Regions from separate parts of the Homo sapiens genome. Here region 1 is linked to region 2. Evidence: chromatin loops called from intact Hi-C (ENCODE). Cell type or tissue: prostate gland. All regions are shown on one strand. Links, peaks and the distances in the headings refer to the core of each region. The heading gives the core; the rest is flanking DNA.

Region 1 (9,653 bases), core at 852-8,851, 110 kb after region 2:
TTTAACATACGCAAGTTAATAAATGTGATAACACCACATAAACAGAATTAAGAACAGAAATCACATGATCATATCAATAGATGCAGAAAAAGAATTCAACAAAATCCAGCATTCCTTTATGATTAAAACTCTCAGCAAAATTTGCATACAGGGGACATATCTCAATGTAATAAAAGCCATCTATGACAAACCCCCAGCCAACATAATATTGAATGGGGAAAAGTTGAAGGCATTCCCTCTGAGAACTGGAACAAGACAAGGATGCCCACTCTCGCCACTCCTCTTCAACATAGTACTGGAAGTCCTAGCCAGAGCAATCAGACAAGAGAAAGAAAGGAAGGGCATCCAAATCAGTAAAGAGGAGTTCAAACTGTCACTGTTTGCTGATGATATGATTGTTTACCTTGAAAACCCTAAAGACTCCTCCAGAAAGCGCCTATAACTGATAAAATAATTAGCAAAGTTTCAGGATACAAGATTAATGTACACAAATTAGTAGCTCTTCTGTACACCGACAGTGACCAAGCAGAGAATCAAATCAAGAACTCAACCTCTTTTACAATAGCTGCAAATATATACATATATATATATGTGTGTATAGTAATATACCTAAGGAGTCAAAAGACCTCCACAAGGAAAACTACAAAATATTGCTGAAAGAAACCGTAGACAACACAAACAAATGGAAACCTATCCCATGCTCATGGATGGGTAGTATCAATATTGTGAAAAGGTAGAATTAATATTGTGAAAATGACCATACTGCCCAAAGCAATCTACAAATTCAGTGCAGTCTCCATCAAAATACCACCATCATTCTTAACAGAATTAGAAAAAAACAACTCTAGGCTGGACACGGTGGCTCACGCCTGTAATCCCAGTTGGAATGCCGAGGCAGATCAAGAGGTCAGGCGATTGAGACCATCCTGGCTAACATGGTGAAACCCCGTCTCTACTAAAAATAAATTAGCTGGGCGTGGTGGCGGGTGCCTGTGGTCCCAGCTGCTTGGGAGGCTGAGGCAGGAGAATGGCGTGAACCCGGGAGGTAGAGCCTGCAATGAGCCAACATCGCATCACTGCACTCCAGCCTGGGCGACAGAGCGAGACTCCGTCTCAAGAAAAAGAACTCTAAAACTCATACGGAACCATAAAAGAACCCACGTGGCGGGAGCCAAGACTAAGCAGAAGAGAAATTTGGAGGCATCACACTACCTGATTTCAAACTATACTATAAGGCCATAGTCAGTCACCAAAACAACGTGGTACTGGTATAAAAATAGGCACATAGACCAATGGAACAGAACAGAAAACCCAGAAATAAACCCAAATACTTACAGCCAACTGATCTTCAACAAAGCAAACAAAAATATAAAGTGGGAAAAGGACACCCTTTTCAACAAATGGTGCTGGGATAATTGGCTAGCCACATGTAGGAGAATGAAACTGGATCCTCATCTCTCACCTTACACAAAAATCAACTCAATGGATTAAGGACTTAAATCTAAGACTTCAAACTATAAAAATTCTAGAAGATAACATTGGAAAAACCCTTCTAGATGTTGGCTTAGGCAAGGATTTCATGACCAAGAACCCACAAGCAAATGCAATAAAAACAAAGATAAGTAGTTGGGACTTAGTTAAACCAAAGAGCTTTGGTACCTCAAAAGGGGCAACCTAAGAGTAGAAGAAAATCTTTACAATCTATACATCTGACAAAGGACTAGTATCCAGAATCTACAGTGAACTCAAATCAGTAAGAAAAGAACAATCTCATCAAAAAGTCGGCGAAGTACATGAATGGACAGTTCCCAAAAGAAGATATACAAATGGCCAACAAACATGAAAAAATGCTCAACATCACTAATGATCAGGGAAATGCAAATCAAAACCACAATGCGATACTGCCTTATTCCTGCAAGAATGGCCATAATCAAAAAATCAGAAAACAGATGTTGGCATGGATGCCATGATCAGGGAACAGTTCTACACTGCAGGTGGGAATGTAAACTTGTACAGTCAGTATGGAAAACAGTGTGGAGACTCCTTAAAGAACTGAAAGTAGAGCTGTCATTTGATCTAGCAATCCCACTACTGGGTATCTATCCAGAGGAAAAGAAGTCATTATATGAAAAAGATACTTGCACGTGCATGTTTATAGCAGCACAGTTCACAATTGCAAAATCATGGAACCAACCCAAATGCCCATCAGTCAAAGAGTGATTAAAGAAACTGATATATATATATACAATCGAATACTACTCAGCCATAAAAAGGAATGAATTAACAGCATTTTCGGCGACCCGGATGAGATTGGAGAATATTATTCTAAGTGGAGTAACTCAGGAATGGAAAACCAAACATCGTATGTTCTCACTGATATGTGGTAGCTAAGCTATGAGGATGCAAAGGCATAGGAATGATACAATGGACTGTGGGAACTTGGGGATAAGAGTGGGAGGGGGATGAGGGATAAAATACTACAAAGAGGGTGCAGTGTATATTTCTTGGGCGATAGGGGAACCAAAATTTCACAAATCACCACTAAAGAACTTACTCATGTAACCAAATACCACCTCTACCCCAATAACTTATGGGAAAAAAATTAATGGTGATAAATGCTGTGATAATGTAAGCGTCATAGGCCTTTGGAGAACAGGGGAGAAACACCCACGTGCTGGAGGTTAGGGGAAATCTTTAAGGAAGGACGTTTGTTTTAAGACTTAAAGGATGAGTATGAACAAGGAAGTGTAAGGAGGCACTAGGGAAGGGTCGGAAAGGGACCATTTTATAGACAAAGGCCTAGAAGCAAGAGATTGTGGTCTGTTATTTCATGAAGGTCTAGAGGGAGTTGGAGATAGGGGGAAGGTAAAAATGAGGCCAGAGATGTAGACAGAGGCCAGATCATAAAGTGCCTTGTAAAGCAGTTTTAGAGTTTGGAATTAGTCCTAATGGCAGTAGGGAAGATGGAATGTGAAGGAAAGCTGGCAAAGTAGCCTGTGCAGAGAGAGGAATAATTGAAGACGGCCTAAGACATGCAAGATACAAAGCTTACGTTAAACAACTCAGGGAGAAAGCTAGCTAGACTGGAAAAGATATTTGAGGCTCATGTGCCTGAAGCTTTTGTCCTTCAAGATGTTTCTCAGCTGAGAATTCTCCATTAGCTATAGCAGTGGAGCTTGTTAAAACTATACTTCACCCTGCCCTCGGTCTCCTAAGATAAGCCAGACAACATTTGCAAAAGCTTTTCAAATATATGAAGAATTTTGGGGAAGCCAAGGCTGGAGGATCGCTTGAGCCCAGGAGTTAGAGACCAGCCTAGGCAACATGGTGAGACCCCCGTCTCTACAAAAAATTAAAAATTAGCTGGGTATGGTGGCACGTACCTGTGGTCCCAGCTAATAGGCTGAACTAGAAGGATCGCTTGGACCTGGAAGGTCAAGGCTGCAGTGAACCGTGATTGTGTCAGTGCACTCAAGCCTGGGTGACAAAGCAAGGCCCTATCTCCAAAAAAAAAAAAAAAAAACCTGTGTATATGTGTAGATACACCCATATACAAAGAATCTGATCATGCATGCACACAGAAGAGCTTTAAGCCACAGAGAAAGGTGAGGAAAGGTGATGGGAGGGTGATTGTATCTTCCATTGCAGTGCCTTCTTATCCAGCACCTTCTGATTCACACCCATTGGTATGCCCCAAAGATGACTTGTCTAATTGCTAGCATGTGTAAATCAAATGGGGACTTCAAATGTAAGTACTTTCATGTGTTCCCCTCTTCCATTTTTCATGGGAGTGGAGTGTCCAAGATCAGGACGACCTGACAATTTTCTCTTTGATTCATGAGGCAAAATAGAACCTGGCCCATGCCATAGCCGACCTCATTGCCAATAAGTCCAAAAAGAGATTGTGAAAGACAAGAAAGCACTTCAAAGTCACAAGTCCAAATTTAGGAATAGCAGAGGAGCATTGCTATGATTCTTACTCAGACATCCAATAAAAAAGCTTTTTTTTTTCTCATTGATGCTTTGGAATTTCAACTGAAAGTGACAATTGGGAAGTATAATGTACTTTTGTTTACCATATCTCTTAGGAAGCTGGAACAGAAAAGAGTGTTTTCCCCTTGCCGGAACCACAGGATTTCTTTCTGGCCTCCCAAGTCAAGTTTGAAGACCTCATAAAAGATTTGAGAAAACTGAAGAGGCAACTAGAAGGTAATAGGAACTGTTCTGCTATTATGATAATAGCTAAGATTACTTTTAAAAAATGTTTTAAGAGGATTATTTAGGTCTGGTTCATAGAGTGGGATTGGTGCAGAGTTCAGCAATGGTACACTACAGCTTTCAGGAAACTTTCCTTCTCTACACAGTGTGTAGAGGCACTGTATTTTCAAATTCTTCTCTTTTATTAGTGTTGATCATTTGTTTCTTATATCCATATCTCGTTATATCTACATTTTCTAACATTTAGTAGTTATAACATTATTAATGATAATAGCAGTAACCATTTACTAGATGCTTACTGTTGTCTCATATAACAATCTTAATAAGCTGGAACTACACTAAACCCATTTTACAGATGAGAAAAATGAGGCTTAGAGAAGTTAAGTTCACACAGCCAGTAATAGACAGATTTACTGAGCTCTAATCAAGTCTAATCAAGTCTGTCTAATTAGAACTCACATTTTCTAGTTTCTAGTTTCTAGAACTTACACATTAGCTAGTTTACTCTGCTGCTTTAAATATATATGTATATCATACATATCGTACACATACACACATGTTCCTGTATGTTTGGTTTATATATGAGTCTAATAATGATGGTAAGGCCCACAGTAAACATTCCATTTTAGTTTAATTTACATTTTTAATTAGTCAAAAGAAAATGCTGAAAGCCCCTTTTTGGCTTTTTTAAAAGGTGAAAATATGTCTCACTTGGGCAGGAATTTTCCTTTGGCATTTCTAGAGTCTCGTGTTTTTACTGTGGAGACATCTCCTTGTCCAAGAATATAAATACTTGCCTTGGAGCTTGTATAACTCCAATTGAAGAGCTCTGCGGAGGATTTAGAGAGCGTGTTAATGTGGAAATGGAGCCCAGAGTGCCAGAAGCAGAGCTTGAGGAAATGAAGGGCTTCAACCAGGAATATTTTAAGACCAAGACATAAAGTAAACATTTTTAAAATGTTTATTGTGAAAGAGTACTCAGAAACCTAAGTCTGAGGCTGAGAACAGCTTGGAAATGGAAGTAAAGTGGGAAAGATCTGCTCCCGGTGGCAAAGAGAGCCATTTATTTTTACTTTGGGCATAAAACTTACATGGAAAGGATAATGGTTACAGGTGAATATTTTTATCTTGTATATTATTTTTAAAGGAACGTGGGTTTTTTTTCTCCCATTGATGTGGTTGAATGAATTCAAACAAATGGATGCTTCCTTTAGAAATGCGATATGTGAACTTGCGGTCGTTATTTTCTGTCTCCTGAAGAATTGGCGGTTGTATCCTTGTTGAAGTTGAGGAGCTTGATTAATATTGTAATAAAGCGTAGTAAGCTACCAGCTAGCATTTTTGTCTGTCCCTCTCCACTGGTAGAATTAGGGCCCAGGCTGGTCCTCAGTGTGGCAGCAAGAGTTAGCAATGGCAGGGGAGCTTGTTTGCTCCACGGCTGTTCCTGAATGCCCATTCCCTCTTGTCTCTTGGCCCCTTGTGAAACCCTTGGCCTGACCTCTCCTATAGTCTTTGAGCCGAAACCTGATCCCTGTTTGATCTTTTCCCTTCTCCTTCCAGGGGCTGCCTCACTTTGACGTCCCTGTACGTTTGATGATAAATAGCAAGAGGATAAGAGGAGTGAACTGGGAGGCGAGCAGAGAGACAAGGGTTCCCCCATAGCGCCTCACTTTGGTACACCTTCTTTTGTCTAGGGAGGCTCTGAATTGTCGTTCCGGATCTCTCAGTACTCAACTGACACTTTCCTCAGCCGATTTTAGGAAAATACAAGAGCTTTTGAAGCAGGTAGAGCGGCCTTAGGAAAGAAAACTGAACATTGTCTCAGTTACTTTTCTTCTTTGTACCAGGCTTCACCAAAACACATGAAGTACCACAAAGGCAAATGAGGAAATGACTCCCCCCACCTCACACACATGGAATATTTAAACAAAAATGCCCTGCTAATCTTTAGAGATGCCAGTGTTTTCAACACATGAAAGGTACCCAGTAAATATTTAAAGAAAATACACACCGTAGGTTCTCTAATGAATTTCTTTTTCTTCTAAATACCATCTGGCAAGATGGCCAGAATCGTGGCGGTCCGTTTCATCTTAACGTTTCCATTCAGGTTTCACCTCCTTTTCCATAAGGCCTTGGTGTGAGCTGAGATTGAATGTTTAATTGAAGAGGACATAATTTTCACACATACAGCAAAGATTTGATGAGGCTTTGAGGTTTATTGTAGCCATTAAAGTGTCGTAGCTGCTGGCAAAATCCCAGAAAATGTCTAAAGCTAAACCAGATGTGATTAGCAAATTTCAAGAAGTATCAGGCCCTAGATCTCCAGGCAGGCAGAGTCTTTTAAAAAAAAAAAAAAATAGTATTAACACACCTTAACCTAATGTGAATTAACCTATGGTTATTGGTCATACTAATGTCACTGATTTAAGTAGAAGTTGTCATTAAGCATCTTTCAGAGAGGCAAGAACTTTGAATGGCATTTTTATGCAGGTAAACGTAGCATGGAATTGATAATAGTATCAACTGCAACTTATTGTGTCATTATTATCTATCAAGTGCTTTATCTATATCACCTCTTTTAATTCTGCAGTGACCTTGTGAGGCAGATACTATTTTTGACTTCTCACAAGATAAGAAAGCTGAAGTTTGTGGTGCTCAAGTAATTTGCCAGTGTTTCAGAGGTGATGATCTAGTCAAGTTTTGAAACTAGATACGACTTCTAAGGCATGTGTTCAATACATATCACGCCTGTGACCCAGAAGTCACCACATCTGATTGGAGATCAGACAGAAAGTTTTGGCATTCAAAATGTGAAGCCTCATGAAGAAAAAAATTAGAGTTACTGAACATATATACACAAGCATGCACACGTGTGCACACACTCCCAAAACCACACATGTAGACTGTCAGATCAGATAGAGTCACAGGAAGGAACTTGCTTTGGGTTGGAATTGGAAAGGGGAAGAAGTCCAGGTAGATGGATTGTCAAATAGACATACAAATAGGCACATTACATAGGACTAAGATCAGGCTTTGAGTTCAGATGTGTATGTTTTACTGGTTCAGTGAAAGTAACAGCTTGTCAAGTAGCATAATCGTAGAAAGTATTCACTTTCTCACCTGTAAAATGGGACAGTTATAGGACCTGCATCATAGGAAATAATGTCTGCACAGTTTCTTAGTGAGGGCAGCTTCAATAAAGCTGATTAAGGGCATGTACCTTTCACTGGAAAGTGCACAGCCTGTATAATCAGCCGGTGTTGCTGAGAGGCCAGCTGGCTATGTTTGTGGAGTATCTAATTCACAGAGCACTTGTGCTTGCTTCTCTACATTGTAAAGAGAGAACCAAGTTCTTGGTGCTTGGGAACATGTTCCATATTTTGTTTATTGTTCTACATCCCTTAACAAGACAATAATTTCAATTTCCCTGATACTGTGAAGTTGTAAGCAATAATTGAGAAAACACAAACAATGGCAATAGTTACTTTCATTCTCCCTCTTTGTCCTTGCTGGCTGGAACTCTCAGGGTGTTCTTACCCACCCATATGTGGTAGGCAGAATAATGCCCCCCAAGGATGTCCAAACCCTAATCCCTAGAATCTGTGAACATGTTGCCTTACATGGCAAAAAGGGACTTTGCTGATGTTGACATGGGGAGATTATCCTGGACCGTCCAAGTGGGCCTAATCTAATCACATGAATCTTTAAAGTCAGTCTTTAAACGCTGAGGACTTTCCCTGGCTATGATCAGAGGGAGATATAACGACGTAAGAATGATCAGAGAGATGTAATGTCGCTGGCTTTGAAGATGGAGGAAGTGGGCCGTGAGCCAAGGAATGTGGGAAGCCTCTAGAAGTGGAAAAGGCAAGGAACAGATTCTCCCTAGAGCCTCTAAAAGGGAGTACAGCCCTGTCAGCACCTTGAGTTTAGCCTGTGAGTCCCATGTCAGACTTCTAACATATAGAACTAAAAGGTGATATATTTCTGGTGTTTTAAGCCTCCTAAGTTTGTGCTAATTTATTATAGTAGCAATCAGAAACTAATACACCAAGGAGTGGACTCTTCTTTCTGATTGCACCAGTTAATACCAGAGACAGACACACACACATACACAAACACACACATGCGCGTGCAGCATTGCTGAAACTATAGATGTAGGATTCGTCAAATAGTAGCACCTAAAAATATTACCTGAAATGTGAACTGGAACTGTTGTTCTCTGAAAGAGTCTATGATCAAATAAACCTGGACATGCTCTGTACGAAAATCATATCCTAGGGATTCAAAGCACATGAGCTTATTAAAGCCTCTGGGAAGTTCTGTAGTTAAAAAAAAGTTTAATGCTGTTTAAAACAGCATTTCCTAACTTAAAGCATGAAACATTGGCTTGCTTTCTTTTCCCTTTCATTGTCTACTTAGTAATATTTTTACAGAGCATAAGTTGTGTAAAAGGTACTTTAAGAAGAAAGGATATTGATTGTACTAGCAACACGGTTGTTGGTGAAATGATATTACTGGGTCCTGCCTGCAGGAGTCAGGATCTCTAGTAACGTAGGGGAGGGCAGGTCTGACTTAGCAGAAACAAGGCCACATGTCATTACTTACCGCTTGATCTCATTCTTTTTTTTTTTTTTTTTTTTTTTTTTTTTTTTTGAGATAGGTTCTTGCTCTATTGCCCAGGCTTGAGAGTAACAGCACAATCATGGCTCACTGAAACCTCAATATTCTGAGCTCCAGCAATCCTCCTACCTCAGCCTCCTAAGCAGCTGGGACTACAGATGTATACCACCACGCCCAGCTAATTTTGTAAATTGTATTTTTTGTACAGACAGGGTCTCACTGTGTTGCCTAGGCTAGTCTCAAATTTCCTGGGCTCAAGCGATCCTCCGGCCTTGGCCTCCCATAGTGCCAGGATTACAGGCATGAGCCACCACTGGACCTGATCTTACCCTTGATCAGTTTTGTTTTCATTTTCATTTGGGGTTATGTGTGATGTCCTTTTCTCTTCCTATTACTGCAGTTGATCAAGAGTTGACTATGAGTAGGAGGGAGGAATGCTAAGAACTGGTTGCTAATCTAATGGATATTCAACTTTGTGTTACTGTGGGAGGGGAAACGGTTCCTCTGTCCCTGCTCTTCAGCAGCTTTTAATGCAAGTTTGCCTCGTCACCATCCTCTTTGATTCTGGCTTCTTACAGCCATGCTGGCTCTTGTTCTGTCAGGAATCAATGTATCTGTCCACTCCGATGAAAGTGTGGCCCTTGCCTGAGTCAGTCAGTGCTATTGGGCCCCAAAGAGAATTTAAGAAAGTGTTTCCTGTTGATATTATCTTAGGAAGCAAAATGGTTCTTCCTTACTCTTAGGGTTGTCAAATTTATTAAATAAAATTCAGGAGGCCCAATACTTTTCTTTCAGGGTTTTTTTTTAAATGTAAG
Region 2 (9,653 bases), core at 987-8,986:
CCTCTCTCTCCAAATGTTGGGGTTACAGGTGTCAGCCACTATGCTCAGCCCTAAATTCCTATTTACACCGCCTCCTTTTTTTTTTTTTTTTTTCCTGAGATGGAGTCTGGCTCTGTCGCCCAGGCTGGAGTGCAGTGGCAGGATCTCGGCTCACTGCAAGCTCTGCCTCCCAGGTTCACGCCATTCTCCTGCCTCAGCCTCCCGAGTAGCTGGGACTACAGGCGGCCGCCACTGCACCCAGCTAATTTTTTGTATGTTTAGTAGAGACGGGATTTCACCGTGTTAGCCGGCATAGTCTTGATCTCCTGACCTCATGATCCACCCACCTCTGCCTCCCAAAGTGCTGGGATTACAGGCGTGAGCCATCACGTCCAGCCACTGCCTCCCGTTTTTAACCTTTTAGTTACTCGTGGAAGTTCTCCTTCCTAGTCAGCAGGTCTCTAGTCCATCTACTTGCCTCTGTGGAGCAATGTGTTTAGGTTTTCAGTTACACTCTGAATGTAGTCCTCTAATCTTCCAGTGTCTTCTCAGATGTGTCACTCTGTGAAGGGATGCAGCTCTGGAAAGGTAAGTGAAACTCTGTAGGATACCCAAATCTTTATGACAAAAGGGAAGCCTGAGCATGGGATTAGTAGGACTTCTTTGGATCTCTACTTCTTCAATTTTGAAAGGGGAAGAAAGAAAAGTACATGCCCTTTGTCTGGCTTGTGAGGAGCTGGTAGCTTAAGAATATCGTTTTTGACCAACACCTTAAGCAGTTTGAAAGTAGAGGACTTGGAAACGACAGATTGTTGTATCTGTTTTTAACTAATGTTCTTTGGGTTGTGGGATGCAAGACAAAGAACCAGCCAATAGTGACATTTCCTTTACGGGAATCTTTTTCGTTTACCCCATTTATCACATGCATATTTCCTAATTGAGGGGAAACTTCACTGAGCGATGGCCTCTGGCAGGCCCCCTGCTCATTGTGCAATGCAGTCACATTTCTAGTTTGGTAACTCCCACTGCAAAATGATCCAGGGATCAATGCCAAACTGAAAATTAACTTACATTGTACCTTTTTGTCCCCAAGAGAATGAAATGGTATGCTGGCCTCCATTAAGACTTGTAGACTTCCTCATTTTACTGTGGCCAACACATTCCACTCATCCATTTCTAATAGTTTACACATTGCTGTTGAAACAGAATTGAGTGCAGACTCTATTTGAGCTGATACAACGAAATTTATAAAGGCATAAATCCCAAGCCTGTTCCATTTTTTTGTATTCTTCATTATCAACACAATACATTTAAATCTCTTAATTCCCAGATAATACTGTGAGGGAAAGGGAATAATTTGTAGGCCAATAAACAAAACTTTCACAAGTATGAAATGTGATGATTTCATAAAACCCTTATGGTATTCCCCTAAGTGCTGATATTAGTGTAATTCATTACTGAGATGCCAAAAAGGAAAAAATAGACAATATTGAGAAATATGTTAATTCATCATTTTAGTGTGACTGTGAAATGTTGTGAGGTTACTAGATTTACTGGTTTACTAGTGTTGAGATTCCTCTTGGGCGACTGGCTACCTAGAATCCGGTAGGTACATTTGGACTTGAATTTTCATGGAAAAGGAGCCCTTTGTCTCAGCCTTCAAGATACTGTCTTGCCTTCAGACAATTCAGATATAGAAGGAGGCTGTTGTAGAATGTTGATTGCTCATTTGTATCATGGGGGCCAATGATGGTTTTAGACATTTCCTTCATGCACCATCAGCCTTCAATCATTTCTGCTGAGTCTTAACCCCTGAACATGAGTCAATACAGGTGGACCAAGACAGTTTTCTTTTTATTGCAAAAGTTTTTTGACTTTAGGTGACGGGCTACTGCTGGAACCGGTGAGTTTCTGCGTGTTGGCCATTGCTTTTGACTCTTCATGAAATGGGAGAAAGCATGGTAGAGCACCACGGGGAGTGTTTCCTTCTCTCCAGACTTGTCCTGCCTCACTCAATAATTCTGTAAATTCTATACAATCACACATCACTCTTAAATATTAGGTTCTTCAGCTGTAAAGTAAAAGCATTGGAGTAGCTGGCGTAAGTTTCCTTCTAGCTTCAAAGTTCTATCATTTCTGGCCTGGGAAAAGAGTGGGCCCCTGCATCTGTCCCAACTCAATCCAAAGTCCTAGGAGATTTTCTTTTCCCATGTTACCTAGATCAGTGCTAGGCAACTAGCTGAAATTGAATAAATAGTTGTTAATTGATCTGACTGGACATTGCTGGAAATTTTTTCATGACTCACAGTATTTAGGTAGAAGGCTATTTGGGGGGTAGCATTAGGAAAGCTGCAGAATTCTTAAATTTGTGATACCATCAAATACAGCCCAGAGACGTTTATTCATTGAGCACAATAACATTTAAAAACTTCCTTTGAATAATTTTCAAATAAAGCATGGATGCTCTAGTTGCCAAAGTACTGCCCCACACTTACTATCATCTTATAGCCAGTCTCCTCTACTTATGTTGATTGCCTGGAGCCTGTAGACATCTGAGATTGTGACTTCTGGTACAGAGGATAAAGAGGCTGAGTAACATTTATTTTTTTCATGAACATACGAATACAAAGCAGAATTCCTTGAGCTTTTAGATATTTATGGACATTTACATTTGTGTCTTTTCTTTTCCCTTTTCTTTCCCTCTTGCCCTTTCCCTTTCTTCCTCTCTTCTGTCCTTTCCTGAAAGGGCTATTGAAGGAATTGAAAGGGCAGCAGCTTTGGAAGTGTAAGTGAAAGATGAGCTCTTAGTGTAAAAAATTGGGTATGGTCTGTGTTCTAGAACATTTTCAGGAAGGCATGGTAAGAGATTGTGTTGACATGAGAGATTAAATGCTGAGCACCCCATGCTTTTTGACTTAATTGGAGATGTTTATAATCCTGGCTACTGAGAAGGAAGCACCAGCTCTGTGCCAGGTACCATGCTCAGTGCTTCACGTAGATAATTTCGAACTACCTGAGACCCAGCGGAGTCAAGTGCAATCCTGAGCTTTCACAGCTGGTCAGTAGAATGGCTAGATTCATCAACCAGGTCTGCCTGGTTTCTAAATTTGATATGTATTCACTGCCTAGTATAATGATTTTTTAAGTTTTAATTTTTTCTCTCGTCCTGTGTCAAAGACCTGTACAAGGTAGGAATAAAGGATGATCTGCACAAGTTCCCCATGTGATTAAAAAAAAAAAAAAAGACGGTGATATTTCTGTAGTGTTAGGAAAGAAAAATAAACAATAGAGTTCTTTTATTTCACTGGTTTCAGAAATAAGGTGTTCTGTTCTCTCTACTGAGGTACGGAAGAAAGGAGCAGGTGGGAAATTTCTCTTTCCAGCTTTATTTCTCATAGCTGGTCCTGAGCCCAGTTTGAGGAAGTGCCTCTAATACTTGTCACCATAATCTTGATGTTTGCCTGTATTTATCTTAGAGATTTGAAACCTGAATCTCATAGAAGTTAATTTCCAAGATTGTAAATTGGGTAAGAAAATACTGTGGCTAGACTTCTATGCAGCTTGCCAGCTCCTTACTTCTTCGTTACGATTTTTGTAATTTGAACATCGGGGCTCAGCTGTTCTTTAACTTTAATCTTCTCCAGTATAGTCCCTGATACCCAACACTGCTGATTCCTTAACAGGCCTATGGGGTGATTCAGCTGTGTTCTCTATGCTGCCACCTCCTTGTATGGTGTGTTCATGTGTGATAAATGGTACTAGTTGCTGCTTCTAACAACTCCAACCTCATAGACTTTGGAATTCATAGTGTGAATTTATTGTGTGTTTGTGTGTATACGCGCGTAACATTATGTGTGCTTTGACCATTTCACTGCAATTTGTTGTAGCTTCCTCTGTGTCCTGGAGGAATAACAATAATAATATTTGGTACTTAATTGAGCATTTACTATGTGCCAGTCTTTATATATAAGGAGTGAATGAGCTATTACACCATTATGAGGTGGCCCTCTTACCCTGTACACTGAACTGCCTCTGGAAGATCTTAAAGGTCCTTGCCTAGTGAGAATATTCCTGATGTGACTTTGATTCTGGATTGACCTTTGCCTCTGATCTATCTTTGGGTGGATATTTGTCCTTAGGAGTGATGGCCCTTAGAATCAGAACATGCTGAAGCATAAACTCATATAATGAAGTCAAGTGACCATTCATTAAACAAAATGCAATGTAACCCTAGGTAGGATAGTGGGATAGAAAAACAGGTGTGTAATCCTCCCTGAGTTTGAATCCTGTTTGTGCTGTCTACTAGATGTGTGGTCTTGAAGAAATTATTTAAACCTTTCTGAGCTTCAGCTTCTCACCTTTAAAGTGGGTGTGACAATGTTGTAACTTGGTCATTTTGACTGATTACAACTGTTGGGATAGCTTAGGTGGGACTGGGCCACAATGGCATGTGGTAGATGACCTATCTATCATAACTATTGTGTTTATTATGAGCAGCAGCATGTTTAGTTTACTCTAAGTCTGTGGCTGTCAAAGTGTATTTTTGGATGGTAAAGTTTGTTCCATATAAGCTATGTGCCGAGGTAAAAGAAACATTCTGTATTTACTGTTATATCTAATTCTCCAATGAGCATTGCTTTTCATATGTTATAAAAGTATGATGTGCTCATTTCCATTATTGCCTCTTCCTAGGAAATATTACTGTTGCCATAGTTTTATGAAGGAAACATCTGAATATGTATAAGCAGCCTAAGAGTTAAAACACAGATCTGGGGAACGGTTCTGAGTAAGATAATTGCGTGTTAAAATTGTTTTTGCTGTAAAGACAAATTTTCTAAACTATAATTTCATGTACATAACTTGGCTTCTTACACTTTATCTCTCTCATGATTGGTAAACACCAATTGAGCACGTGTCAAATACAAGAGATGTGCTAGAGATAAAACATCATTTAGTAATGATGGTAATAATGATGATAATAACAGATAACATTTGTTGCATATTGCTATATGCCAGACACTACACTTAGCATTTACCATGGATTATTTTATTTAATCCTCATATAGGTTCCGTACTCAGAGGATTTACTATTTATTTGGGAAAACAGAATTTATACCATAAAGGCTAAATAACACTCAGCTTACACTGAGGACCTAATATTACGCAGAGACTAATGGAGGGAGAGACTTTTTGAGTGTTAACATTTTAAAATTATCAACTTTTTATAGAAGTTGCTGATGTTAGGTCTCAGATCTCAACTAAGATTCTTTCCAAGACTTAGATTTTCTGATTGTGGCAATTTCATACACTATCTTGGAAAGCTGTTACAGGTGTCTATGTAATACACTTCTACTTGTTTTGATACAATATATGGCATGACCTATATCTCCTGCAAATTGGTATAATAAACATAATTTGAAGTATTATTAAGAAATGTGTTTTGCATATATACATATATATATATATGCTTCTGTGTGATAGGCTGAGTATTTTACAATTACTTTAGGAGTCATTCCACAATCTCACCACTGGAGGTCAGTTTGACCCTTTTTCTCTTAACTTTCTAGATACATTTTCTTTTGATGATTGAAACACATTCCAGTTTTATACTAAGAGTTTTTGCTTTAAACACATGAAAACTCATTGTTAGTTTATTTTACAGAAAAACATGCACAGCAAAGTGCACATAAGTCCATACTCATAGGCAGTGCTTAATGTACTTACAGAGACAGTACATGCTATGTTTATGGCTGTAAATAGGTACATTCTATATAACAAATGACAAAGGACCACCTTAAAATAATGCTTTATGAACTTGATCATCCGTTTCATCTAAGAATGGAATCATCAAAAGGAAATAGAGGTCTTTCTCAATCATTCAATATGTATTGATTGAGTGCTTCCTGGATGCCAGGCACTGTGCTAGGTGCTCGAGGGAGCAGGACAGATAATAGGCCCCACTCTCTTGGAGCTTGTAGTCCATTCAGAGAAACAGATATTGATAAAATAACCAGCCAATAAATATAATGTGATGAGTGCTGTGGAGCTGCTCTGATGGGGTCTAATTAAGATCCATGGGTCCAGACAAGGATACTCTTAGGAACTGACCTTTAAGCAGAGGTTTGAAGAGTGAAGAGAAGCTTGGCTTGTTTGGAGAGAACTGCAGGGAAGCTTTGTGTGGCCAAAGCACAGGAAAAACAGGAGAGAGGTGGGAAATGTAGCTCTGGAGTAGGATTTTTTCAACCTTTTTATACTACAACCCAGAATAAGCAATGTAATTTATATCGAGACCCAGGTTACGTGTGTGTGTGTGTCTGTGTGTGTGTGTGTGTGAGAGAGAGAGAGAGAGAGAGGAATGAGTTCTATTCAACAATTTATTGCATGTAACATACTCGGATATATTCAACTCTTACTAAATATGCTCTGGATAAAGCACAAATTGATATGTTAATATGCTATCTCACTGATCGATGATGGCCTATGGGTTGAAAACAGTGCGGTGGAGAAAGGCAAGAGGCAAGATTCTGGAAGGGTCTTGTACATCTTTTTAAGGTTTCCCAATTTCATCTTCAGAACAGTTAGAATCTACTGACTAATTCTGAGCAGAGGAATATGTGACATGAGGAGATTTGCATTTCCAAAAGACCCCCCCCACCCCGCCCCCGGCTGCTGTTGCAGAGGACAAGTTGAGGAGGGCAGAGAGGATGTGGAGAGGACAGCAGGGAGTACTGCAGCTGTCCAAGTCAGAGATTGTAGTGGCTCTAAGACAGGGTCAAGAGAGAATTTACGCTCTCTGACAACAAGCATTACCTTTCTACCGGTGCTGAGGGTTGCTTCTGCTGAAACTGGAACCATGAAAACTGTCATTGTTGCTTGTCTGTAAATGTGTACAGCTTGATTCTCCCTCTGGAACATGGTAAATATACAATAAATAATTCTTGAATGAATTAATAGGGAGGAAGAAGGTGCTGACAACACACTACCCTTTTGAGCATGAAATGAGAAAGCTCTTGTTAACTGGATACACTTCTCTTATCTTAATTTGATATACACACCACCAGAACAATTACTTGTCTCTGTAGACAGGGGGCAGTTTCTTGTACTGTCTTTGAAAGCTGCAGTAGGTGTCTGTATAACACAGTTCTGTTTGTTTTGTTTTAAAACTATATATGGCATGACCCTTATCTATGGCAAATAGATCCTTTAGACATAATTTAAAGGATTAACTGAGAAAACATAGAACAATGATAATTTTCAAATTTGCTAAATGAAGTTTATAAGTTGAACTGCATTAAATTGCTGATATTTGACCTATTTGACTTATAAAGCAGCAATTTTATATGGCTTAATGTAATATATTCATACCAAATGGCAAGGAAGTGAATGTGTATTGGAATGATATTTCTCTGAATGAATCGTATTCTGAAATGTTCACTGGGGCCTCAGCAGGTGTTAAGAGACTGCAGCTGAAAATGTCACAAGGCATTGTCCCTAGGAGAATGAAGCATCCCTTACATGGTGACTCTTTTCCAATTAGAATTGTTGAAGTATCACATGACCCTTATGTCCTGTGTCACTTACAGAACAATCTTGGCGAGAAATGTTTCATCTTTCAGGCAATCCATGAAAAATAAAGTTAGTGAAAACTGTTAAATTAGTATTACTTGGTCTAGTGAATAGGCTAAATATACATTGATCTCTCTGAGCCCAAACTGATATTTTACTCCGTAAAAATGAACGATTTTTATGACCCACTATTGATTGTTATGGTCTTTATAACATAGATTTAATAAAATTGTCTTCTTATTCCCTCATAGACCCTTTATAGTAAAAATTTCATGTCTTAGGAGTTATAGGAATATGATATTGCACATACACACAGGAAAATGATTAGGATATTAGAAGAAAGTGAATTAAACATCTAAGTTATATTTACTGCATGTCTTTTTGTTAAACATATGTCTTATCGAACATTTTCTTTATTTCTCCCACAGATACCAGTCCTTTTTCTTAAGTTTGTAAACTAAGATATGATCTATAATCTGCCATTGATGAATAAATTGGGCATCTTTTGATATTTCTAATTTATTTTCAGTTAGTCCTGAGGGAAATTTATAAACACTAAATCACACCAGTTTTTCTACTTCATACTTATACTATTGTTCTCAACCACATCATCCTCTAACCATCTTAAGTAATGAAAATCTGTGATTATTATAATGAGAAGAGGGTTTTCTTTTTGATACTTTATTTTCAGCATGCAAAACTAACATTGATTCCCGTTTTGATGGATACAATACAGGACCATTATTTTTCTGTAAAATTCCAACGTTCTAGAAAAGTGGCTCAGTCTTGAAACTGGATTGCCAAAACCAAATGGAAACTCCTTTCCTTTTGCTATAAAACAATGGTGGATGGGCTCAAAAACAAGGAGGGGAGAAAACAAGATTGCATTACAAATCTGGCAACATCAGCTACACTAGTAAAATCAAATCCAATGTTGTTTTATGACTCTGAATTTATGTGAGTACGCAGGATCAAAGGGCTTGAATCCCCCTGGACTACAAGGTCTATAGTTCATGGTAAAAACTCATCAAAAAGAACATTTTAGTCGTTTAAACTTTTCATTTTAATCAGCCACAGTAATAAAAGAGCCTTTAGGTGTCCAAAAATATTTTGCAAGATCAAGAGGTTGTTCTCTTGTTCGTAGAAGCAGCTCTCTTATTGGATCCATATAATGCCTGTGGCCTTTGAGTGTCAAAGGGCCACTGCCTCCACATTGTTTGCCCTTGTGGGATGGTTTCTTTTGGTTCTTCTAACTGTGCATTATGTGATAATAAATTACGGTGTCTGACGGAAGGACCATAAAATTTTCACACCATTTATCAAGCGATTTTAGCCATTTAAAGTTAGGTGTCTGACAGCAAGCCAAGTCGTTTGTAATGTTTAGATAGAAACAGTCTACTGCCTGCATCTTGACCAGCATCAAGAGACAGCCCTGCAGAGGAGAAAGAACACGAGGCTGCAGCAGAAGACTCAGCTTTGAATCACAGCCCTGATGCTCCCTAGATTGTGATTTTCGATGGTCCAGAATTTGGGGCTCCTACCTTCACCACAGTGTTGTTTAGATCATGTAGGGTAATATTTGTCAAGTTACTATGCAGCATATGAGAATCAATATGCAGTAGATGTAGATGGTGCAGGAAACAGCCTGAGCAGTCCAGCATTTCCAGCAAGAGATCTAAATAGGTAAAGCAGGGAGCTGGCCAGAAGGAATAAGTTGATGAGAAAGTATTCCTGAGAATGTAGAAGACAGCGAAATCAGGGACCCAGGAGATTCTGGGAAGAAAGAGGTGGCATTTCTTCTGAAACCGAGAGAAAATAAAGAATGAGGGCCTTTGTCTATGGGCTATAAATGCCTTTATTTCTTTGCTTGGTTGTTAGGTTTGGCCTTATGCATAGGAAAAGAAAGGCAGGTGGCTGGTGTTTCTTCACCTGTTCTCTTTGATATCATCTACTGCTGCTTCTGCTCTTTTCTCGTTTGGTTGCTGCTATGGTTTGGCTGTGTCCCCGCCCAAATCTCGAATTGCAGTTCCCATAATCCGTACGTGTCATGGGAGGAACCTGGTGGGAGGTAATTAAATCATGGGAGCAGTTACCCCATGCTATTCTCG

What was found. A loop is a pair of places that touch in the nucleus more often than their neighbours do. Peaks named below come from ENCODE experiments on the same cell type or tissue, not always from the same donor. Only the 100,000 strongest peaks of a DNase experiment are listed, where the experiment ranks them.
Region 1: a loop joins it to region 2, with 5 times the contacts of the local background. A loop is called at or near these places in 4 of 110 quality-filtered maps.

What each region holds. Positions count from the first base shown.
Region 1 is chr15:32,882,728-32,892,380 of GRCh38, reverse strand. It overlaps FMN1 (formin 1), which reads left to right. Exons shown (of 21, transcript NM_001277313.2): 16 at 4,089-4,209. Among named protein-coding and RNA genes, the nearest start is that of GREM1-AS1, 170 kb to the right of the region's middle. In prostate gland, for the core only: no CTCF peak of the experiment used is centred there; no DNase peak of the experiment used is centred there.
Region 2 is chr15:32,990,892-33,000,544 of GRCh38, reverse strand. All of the region lies in intron 7 of FMN1 (formin 1), which reads left to right. Among named protein-coding and RNA genes, the nearest start is that of FMN1, 200 kb to the left of the region's middle. In prostate gland, for the core only: a CTCF peak has its summit at 5,500; no DNase peak of the experiment used is centred there.